Regions from separate parts of the Mus musculus genome. Here region 2 is linked to region 1. Evidence: chromatin loops called from intact Hi-C (ENCODE). Cell type or tissue: left cerebral cortex. All regions are shown on one strand.

Region 1 (5,000 bases):
ATATTTTCCTTCTCAAAATGGGTTTAATGACAACTGTGAGATAAACTGAAAGGAAAATATTGAGGAACTATTCAGGCTGAAAATAGACAGAGCTTAAATTATGCACAAGATTTGGGTAAACGTTTTATCTTTCCATATCAGCCCTCAAGGAGGGCTGTTGGAAATTAAAAACAAATACACTCTCACCTGGAACCTAATTCCTTTCTGGTTAACTCACCCAATCTTGACCATTCCAAGAGAGCGTTTATAGGTCCAGTCCATTTTGCTACAACTGGAGTTTTCTGTGCAACTGCACAATTTATAAGCACTTGACAACTAAATGTCAGTGTTAGAAGAGAGTTGTGTGGGTCCACCTCTAGTTGAAGAATGCATAAAGATGGGAATAAAAATTGTGGACAGGAAAGAAAAGCACCGTGGCTTTGCTCCTGCACAGCTTGGGATTATTCCGTCTGTATGCGAATGATATTAGCACACGTGCCACTCTCTCCTAGAGATGCCACAAGTAAGGTCTGGAGTTGGATCCTCAGTGATGAAAAAGAAATGAAAAGTTCCCCCTTACAGATGAGCACCTTAGGTTTGTGTGCCAAGTCCTCTGTTCTTTCCAGCTTAGGGTCATATCTAGAAAGTCAAACAGAGGTTCTGACCTGGATCAGGTTAGCACAAAGACACTGACAAATCACTGGCAACTTCCTTTCATCTCCCATCTTTCATCTTCCCCAGTAGTCTACCAAATCAGCTACTTTTACTCTGTTCTCACTAACCTCAGGGGCACTTTCTTCTTTCCCTGATATTCATCTCTTACAGTACCTTCTCCATGACTGAGACTGCAGATAACTGCATTCCTTGGCCATACCCTAGCTGCCAGGAAGGGCTTAGCATAAGTCCATCTTAGCTATTGGTCCGAGCCACTAATTCACTACAGCATTTGCCAGTGGCCTTCATCATGGTCCTGTCCACTCAAAGGCATCATTCTGACCAGATGGGGTGATGCTGTAGTTCAAACATTAAATGTCTTCACAGGCCCCTGTATTAAAAACTTGGTCCCCAGTTGGCTGTGCTGTGTTTTGGGGGGAATGGCCACTTGACAATGTGGTTCACTTGAGGCTGAGGGCATGTGCTAAGGGATTGGATCTTGCCCTAGCTTCTTTCTTTCTGCCTTAGGGGAGCACACCCTGCTGCCTTGATAATATGTCTTGCCTCAGGCCTAAAGCAATGAATATAGCTGACTAATGTCTGAAACTGTGAGCTAAAGTACATTTCCCTTTTTGTAAGTTTCTGTGTCAGGTAATTTGTTGCAGCAATTATAATGAACAGAATTGGAATCTTGTGGCAGCTTCGTCTCTGACTCAAAAGGGAGGTCTCCCAGCACTGACCCTTTGCTTTTAGTCAGATTATTGAGTTGTAGCCCCTTGGAGTTAAAAACAAATGATCAAAATGGACTAGCCCCCCTGTAAAATAAGACTTGAAGGAAGTCAAGGTTTTATTGCTCTTGACAATTAGGAAGCATGCAAAACTGCTACAACCAGCCCCACATGGTGAGGGCTTGAATAGTCCTATTCTCTAAGTTTGGCTCTCACGTCCAAGTGAGGAAGTATCACAGCCACAGAGGACAAACATACCCTCACTTCCTGACCAACCATATAGCATGCTCCGCTTCTAGCCTCTTCTATTGAAGCTTCCTCTTACCATGTCCATGTCAGAACTTCAGGAGTTTCTATTTCTGTACTACAAAGTAACCCACACCTGCGTCCAAAGCAATCTACATCTGCCAACACACAAGGGACAATGGATGACTCCTTCTGGGTAGCAGGCTCAAAATACAGAGTTTTACTTTTCTCCTTTGCTTTGGATTTGTTTGTCTACACAGAGCCTGTGACCTCCTACACATTGATTTTTTTAACGCCCCAAAACTATCCCTCCCCCCAGAAGATGCAGCTCTAGACCTCCTGGTTGTCTCTAGTGTAAAGATTCTGTCCCCCTTTGGAGGTAAAAGGCACAGCAGGAAGTATCCAACAGGAACCTTTCTCTTGACGAGCAGGCAGGAGGGACTCTGAAGACTCAGGCATTCTCTTGAAGAAGTATAAGGGATAGCAGGTTCTTCTAAAAGCCACTGAGCAGGCTAGGTAACTGTTTCATCTCAGGTTCCTTCTTCTTTTTCCTTCCATGATATGATGATCACGACCCGTACATACCTTTGTTGAATCTTCCTTTTCAGGGATTAAAACTTGAGTTTTGAGCCCTGGCCTATCAGTGTGACCATAATCTCAGTGGATACATTTCTTCCTAGCCCACTTCCTGACTACATGATCAAGTCCTAAAGCCCGCATTCTGCTGGCTCCATCCACTCCACTTCCAGCGAGCTCCTCAGCAATTCTTTTCCTAACTTCTCCTCAGCGCATACCCATTGTTACTGAATATCAGATGTGGCACCAGCCAGTTAAGTGTTATGCCATCTCATCAGGCTGCTGTGTGAATCATGTAGCTTCTCTACCAGGCCAGGCTCTGGCAGGGTTTTTGAACAAATTCAGAAGCGACCACATGATGGCACTAGAAAGCTACAGATGCTCTTAGAAAGCGTCAAGCTGCCCAACCTCAGGGAGTCAAGATCTATCTGCCTTTGCTTTCCCCTCAAATATTACAAAAGTGAAAACTGGTAACAGTCAGCAGTCCCCTGAAAGTCTTAATATCTTCTTGCCAATGATCCCTCTTACTAATCAATAGCCATTTGTGTTTGACATTTGTCAAACATTAACTCTCCCTCTTCAGGATCATCCTACTGCCTAACACAGATCTCCACTTTGCTCTCAGCACATGAGAATTCAGGTCCTATTCTCCCAGGGGCTACAAACACAGAAATAGATACACCTAGATTGAAGACGGTTTAAAATGTCATTTCTAAGCATGAGTGAAATGATTTCATTTTTTTTTTTTTTGGTCCGTTGTTACGCCAAGTAGACATCAGCCATTTCCCTCCCCACATACCAAGCTTAGCAAATCACACGAGTAAATGAAAAATGCCCATATCTAAAAAAACTCCTTCCACTGCCCTGGCTGATCACCATGCACTTACAGAGAGAGCACTGGCAAGGTTACCCAGGTAATCATATAAGCATTTGATAATTCCTTTCATCTTCTCTTGGCTCATGCAAAAGTCTTTGGGTCTGAGGTTTGTTTTCTGTATGCTTTTAGGAACAGAGCACTGGGGGAATTTATCTGCACTCCTTATTTCCTAATGTAACCTCATGATAGCCTGAAAGCCCCCAGGCTCTCTATGAAAGGCAGCTTAGCTCAGTGGGAAAAAATAGATCTTCGGGGTCAAGTAGAGGTGTGTGTACCAGGGGGCAATTTAAATTCTGTTTCAATCCATACTTGTGACCTTGGCAACATGTTCTTCATTTCTTTATCCCTCAATTTGCTTTTCTGGGAGCCCAGATAAAATGTGCTGCTTTCTCAAGATGTTTGGGTGATTAAATGAGATAATATGCCCAATAGGTGTTTAGAGATGGATGTCTAATTCTTCGAGCAATGTGGATGACCACAGAGTAAGGCTCAGCAATAGAAAGTCTCCTGGCTTTTTAGAAATACAAAGTAGCAAATAAGACAGTTTGAATTTGTAGCCTAAACCTGGCAAGACAGTTTTTGCAATCGATTTAGACAAGGAAAGGACGGCTTTCAAAACCTCAGTGTCTCAGCTTATAGTGAAGATCCTGCCTGAGGTGCTCAGTAAGATGAATGGCTAAGATGATGACCCACGTCCTTACAAAAAAGAAAAAAAATTAACCAAAAAAAGACAGCTGAATACAGAGAACTGTAAGATGAAAGCACAGATAGGATGATACATTTTTGAGCTACAATGGCCAAAGATTTAAATACAAATAAACCAACAAACAGTCTCCCACCCCTGCCCCCCAATCCAGGAGAGAGGTTCACATAGCTCCGAAGGAACTGTCTCTTTTATTTAGGAGCTCAATCCCAGTAGTGTAGCCTTGATCAGCAGCTGTCAAATTGGACTTAACACTTGATCAACAAGAGGGAAATCATGCCTACTACCAGAAAGCTACCCAACTACCATGGGTAGCAAAGTCATGGATCTTGGGGGAGAACTCACAACTGCCACTTTCCTAAACCCATATAACCCTCAACTACCCTCTAAATATTGGTCCTTATACTAACAGATAAGTGTAATTCTTACTGTTCATCAAGGCAACTTCTCTTTGAAACAGTCAGAGACCATTACAGAAAACCGCAGCTAATCAAAATGCAGAGTTCTAGAGAGCAGTCTCAATAGATACATCTACAAAACAACTCAGCACCTAAGACTCAGGGAACATCATAGAAGAGGGGACAGAAAGATTGTAAAGAGCCAGAGGATCAGAGAGCTGCTGTGAGATTTGTCTCCTAGTAATGTCAGAAGCTACATCCATGAAGTCTCACCAAAACGACTGCCTAAACATGAGCTTAAAAACAAGGACAATAACAATAGACATGCTGAAGTAGACAGGGGAATGCCCAGGACCCCTCAGCCCTACACAAAGAACTATAGTCTTTCCCAGGGAAGAGCACACCAATTGATTATCCAACACCAAATTGTCATCCCTAAACACACATATAAATAACATTATGCAGACTGAGCAGAATGCATTAATATACATTTATGGGTGTAGTGACAGTTAATAAAGAAAGAGGTAATGAATTTGAGAGAGAGTAAGGAGGGGGTATATGGGAAAGTTTGAAGGGAGAAGGGGGAGGGAAAATGATATAATTATATTATAATGTCTAGAATAAAATAAACAAAAAGGAGTTTTCTTTATTCTGGACTCTTAACTAGAGTCAAGCCCAATCTTCTAGATTTTTAGTCTGGCTTTGACTGTATGGATTTCCTTTGCCTGGTACCCTGAACCAAGCAGGTGAGTGGAGACCATTATAGTGGAAAGGAGGTGGCTCTTGTTGTACCCAGGAGTAGAGGTTACTGGCTCAGGGAAACTGCCCAGGAAGCCACC
Region 2 (5,000 bases), 410 kb after region 1:
AATCCTATTTTCTTGGTAACCCACTTGAACTTAGTTATCAGGTAAAGAACATTTGATAAACTAATTCTCTTTAAGGTGCTGTTGTGTGATAATGCTTATCTCATTCCAATGCCTGCTTTAAGGTTTATTTTGGAAGGAGACTTTCTATTCAATCTAAAGTTTGATCTTTGGGAGTAGAATTTTTAAGTTTTAGCATTAGGTAATTATAGAGAGATTTTCCTAAGCAGGATAAAGAGGGAACTTTTACCCAAACACAAGGACAATCATGGCTAGTTATTTATATGTGACAATTTATATGTTCCTATTTTTGTAAGAATCTGTAGAATAATCACTAAGTTATGATAGCACTAAATATATTTAGTTTATATTATAAGCTTTCCACTTAATTTTTACAATTTAGCAATAAAACAGAGAAACCTCTCATGACTAGCCAGGACCATGAGCTTTGTTATTACATTCATAGTGACATTTAAGATGTCATTAAATACTCCAGTTAAAGGAAAAGAGAATAGTAAATGTAATGAGCTGTAAAAATAGATGAATGCTTAAGTATAGTCTTAAAAACATTCTGACAACTACACAGATAACTTTCCTACCTTTAACACCTATTTGAGTAAAATTTCTAGACTATATAGATAATCTTGTCCATCATTTTCTTCATATTATCTAGAAATAATGCATGAAAATATTGGTCAATAGCTTAGCATTTTAGAAAACACTTAATAGTCCTTAAAACTTGGCATATCTGGGCTGGAAAGATGGATCAGTGGTTAAGAGCACTGACTGCTCTTCCACAGGTTCTGAGTTCAATTCCCGAAACCGCATGGTGGCTCACAGCCATCTGTAATGATATCCGCTGCCTTCTTCTGGTGTGTCTGAAGAGAGCAACAGTGTAGCTACAATGTACTCACATGCATAAAATAAATAAATAAATCTTAAAAAATAAGTAAAGCCTTGGCATATCATCCCTATAATTTTCTGAATTCTCTAGAAGACTCAAACAGTTCCCCATGTGTATATCCTGATCATATCTACCATACAGCATCACCTGAATAGCTACACTGTAGTCTCCTTATGAGTTCCTTTAATGAACCAACTGGCTTTCTCAGTGTTTGCTTCTTCAGAGGCAAAGCATATGTCAATTTAATGCCTGTCTAAAAGAAACATGGAAAATGAAGAAAGAAGGCAGAAAAGGAGGGCAGAAAGATGATTTCAACAGGAAATGTCTCCCATAGCCTCATTGTCTGGTAGCTTTCTCCCCAGCTGCTACACTATTTTAGGAGGCTCTGCCATCTTTCTGCTGTAGGCATAGCTGAGAGAAGTAAGTCACTGGGGGCATGGTTTTGAAGTGGGATCTCAGCATTTTATAACTGGGCCTGGATGCTCCCCTTTTCCCTCCCCACCCCGTCTTCCTATTCTCCTTGTCTCCCAGCTTCCCATCTGCCTTGAGATACATTTAAGTCCCATGGTGCTAGCCCTTCATTTAGGCCCCAAATTAATGAAGTTAGCTGACCACAGAATAAGTTATGAAATTATGAGCATATCATCACAAAATAATGAAGTAAGCATTTTCTCATTTTCACATTGTTCTATTAGATATTTCTCCACAACAACAAAATGTTTGACTAGCCCACTACATCATGTAGGAGAAAAGTAGCTTTGTGTGGATTAGATGCAATCCAAAGGCATCAAGCAGATCAGTGGAGCCACAGGGTCTGTCCTGTAGTAAGAGAACCCTAGGGTGATGGAGGTTAATCTTCAAAAGGAACAGAAGGAATCAACCAATCCAGGGGAGAGGGTAAGGCAGGCCACAGAGAATCTACTAACTCATAACCATCTGGCTTGAGAGGCAGGTGGGTAATCTCTGCAGGCAACCATACTCAAGAGCAAGCTCTCCTCTCGACGTGATGGTATGACACAGTTGTTGAGGAGGAACAGTGGCTGCTGTCCTTTCCTTTTGATGCTTTATTTAGAAAAAAACAAAAACTACAGCCTTTAAGAATCCATTCCACTTGTAGTCTTGATCTGTTTCAAAGGCTCTCTCAGGACAGTAAACTACTTAAAACAGTAAGTGCTTATTAAGTGCCCAGGGTGTCCAGACAGCTATGCAAAGTGCTGTGTGCTGTGTTAAGGGAAAGCTCAACAAACAAAGGATCTGCTTTAGGCAAAAGTAATATGTCCTTTGTGGATATGTGTGCAAGACTTCAACTGGGCTGAAATAATGTGTTTTAAGCTTTGCCTGGAAGAAATCCATGTTGTGAAAAAGTCTTTAATAATATTGGGGGGAAAATTCAACAAAGACTAGAAAATCAATCAAGGTTTTGAGGTTAGGGTAGGTGAAGCGTTTTCCCTTGTGTTTTACACGTTTTTCTTTTATCCATCAAGATGCTGGGCTGGATTCTACCATACAATAAATAGAAAGTTACCAACCTCATTTGGGAAACTAGCCTTTCAATCAGTTCAGTTAAATGAGGATTTTCAAATGCCTTCCTTGGGTCCAATTGTGTGCCAAATGTGTGGAGAATAAAGGAGAATTCTTGGCATCATCTTCCAGTGCAAGTTTGCTGAAGGAGAACAGATGAGTCAGTGTTAAGAAGTAATGAGAAGAATTACAGGAACTACCCCCTGCATTCATTCACTCTCAAAGTAGATCAGCCATGGGATAGGCAAGGGCTTGCGTGACCATTGCAAAAGCTTTAGAATATTGGCCTCTCATGGATTTGTACCTGTCCTTAGGAGCATAATGTTTTCCACCTGAGTTTCTAGGAATCCTTATTGATTTGGTGTCACTAATGTTTGTTCTCACGCTGATGCTCTGACTGTGGGAGAGTTGGGCTTCTGGACTTCCCAGGTAAGGCTGGTTTTCTGTTTATTTGACAAAAGGAAGGGAACAAGGCTGCCTCTAAGTCTTGAGTGACTGTGTCTGAGACAGCTGGAATGGGCCCTGGAGAGAATCACATTTTTAGTGGAGGTAGGACTGCTACAATTGTTAGTTTGTTTTGAGGTGAGAGAAGTTGTATTCTTCTCTAATGATAATGGTGACCTCCCAGCCTAGGAGCCTTTACCTTAGGCAAACCAAGTTTTGACACTTCAGTTTCACAAGGAGAACTCTCAAATGTCTTCGCATGTTTCTTAGGCATGTATGTACATTAGACCTTTGATTGCAAGGGGCAAAGTTGAAAGGGGACAGATGAGGGATGTTTACTTAATATAATAAATGTGGAAATAAGTGGGAGAATGGAGTTGGCAACTGGAGAGCTGAGGAATGGAGATACTGCCCCTCTTTCTCCATCTGCTTGGGGTTTCTTGTCTGTCTCTGAGTGAAACAGTATACTCAATACTCACAAAGGAACATTCTGTCCACCTCTGCATGGATTTTCAGTGGAAGTCTCTATTACATGACTCTCATTCTAGGAAACTCAGTTCAAATTCTCAGGGAAGAATCAGTTTTGTAAACTGATGGCTCTGTTGTCCAGTCACTGTGGCATGGGAAGAAAGTCATATAGAAATAACATCTCCATCAACTTTACCCCAACAGATAGATGAGATGATGTCAGCTACATAGGGATCTCCAAAGGTACCCATAGAACTGCATGCTGGCATCAGCCTATGGGGCTCCTTTACCTGTCAGTCAAATCACTTTCTTGGCTCTTCCAGAAACAGGGTGACTCATAGTATTTGCTGAGTCCACAGTTTAAGAGTCCTCTCTTTGCTCAAGGCCATTGGGGATCTTCCTGATGAATTCCAAAGTTATCTTTAGTGTCCATGTTAAGAAGTTTTATAGAAATGAGCTATAAAATGAAGCACGGTAGCCTGCTTAGGTACCCCAGGGTTCTGAGTAAGCTTATATTGATCTGGATGAGAGCATAACCTGCATACACAGGTAGGGTTGAGTAACATACATGGTTATTTGAAATGGGAGGAGAATATGGTGTAGTTATATTAGAAATAGTTGTCAGTGGGAAAGACTGTTTTAACACCCCCCAACACCTACCCCCTCACCCCGCACACACATTTTTCTTTGTTTGAGGAAGAGTCTCATGTTGCTCATGATGGCTTGAACTCAATATATAGTGAGGCTAAACTTGAACTTCTGGTCTTCTGACTTATATATCCTGAGTGCATAGATTACAGCTATCCACCACCACAGCCAGTGTTATGTGGTACTGGTGATCAGACTAAGGCTTCCCACGTGATAGACAGTGTATTGACTAAGCCACCTCCTCAGCGTCTTTCCATACATCCTGCAGAAAGCCAGTTAGAGCAGACAAAGAATTATAAATTGATCTGTCTTGGAAACGAGGGAGTGATTTTGACTTGATTCTCTCGGTGTACATTTTTTTCTTTATACAGTCTACTTCAGGCACTGTGATGATCCCGTGGCACAGGAATGAATTCCTGCATTTTAATTAGTTGCTCTGTGTACTGGCTTGAGCACATAATCTGAAGGGCAGCATGCAAATTAAGAATACAGTGTCTTTCTTTCTAAAACTATTAAGAGTTTTCAATGCGGTGAGAAAGCCTTTTGAAGCACAGGTCTTTGCACTGTATCAAGCTTGCATGAGGACGGAGTCACCCAGGCTGACAGTCTTAAAGAGTTCAGGTGTAAGTGTACCCTTCAGTGTCCCAGGAAGTTGAGAGGGGGAACCTGTTTCTAACTGTGAAGCAGATATTAACGTGGTCCAGGTGATTCCACTCATTCTAATTATGCCTCTAAGAAAGCAGCTCACAATTTATAATATTTTAAAGGAGGAAGCTATTTGTAATTTAGATATGTTGTAACCCGGTTGTAGTACTGCAAGATCTTCAGTCACCACATCTTTATTAAGTATATAAAATTATTCCAACAGATTTCACATCCAGTCCTGCTTTCTTGTTTTTTCTTCTTATCATTTAAAATTCTCAGGTAGTTAAATTGATAACCTTCTTCTTGTAGTAGATTTTATACCTATCTAATTTGGGGTGACTTCATATCTGCACTATAGTAGTCTAAGAAACAA

What was found. A loop is a pair of places that touch in the nucleus more often than their neighbours do. Peaks named below come from ENCODE experiments on the same cell type or tissue, not always from the same donor. Only the 100,000 strongest peaks of a DNase experiment are listed, where the experiment ranks them.
Region 2: it touches region 1 in a loop (2.5-fold over the local background); 3 of 42 quality-filtered maps call a loop at or near these places.

The regions. Positions count from the first base shown.
Region 1 is chr10:53,861,122-53,866,121 of GRCm38, forward strand. No RefSeq gene overlaps it. Among named protein-coding and RNA genes, the nearest start is that of Fam184a, 110 kb to the left of the region's middle. In left cerebral cortex, a CTCF peak has its summit at 2,538 (motif pointing right); a DNase peak (open chromatin) is centred at 2,538.
Region 2 is chr10:54,267,421-54,272,420 of GRCm38, forward strand. No RefSeq gene overlaps it. Among named protein-coding and RNA genes, the nearest start is that of Gm26177, 41 kb to the right of the region's middle. In left cerebral cortex, no CTCF peak of the experiment used is centred here; a DNase peak (open chromatin) is centred at 2,515.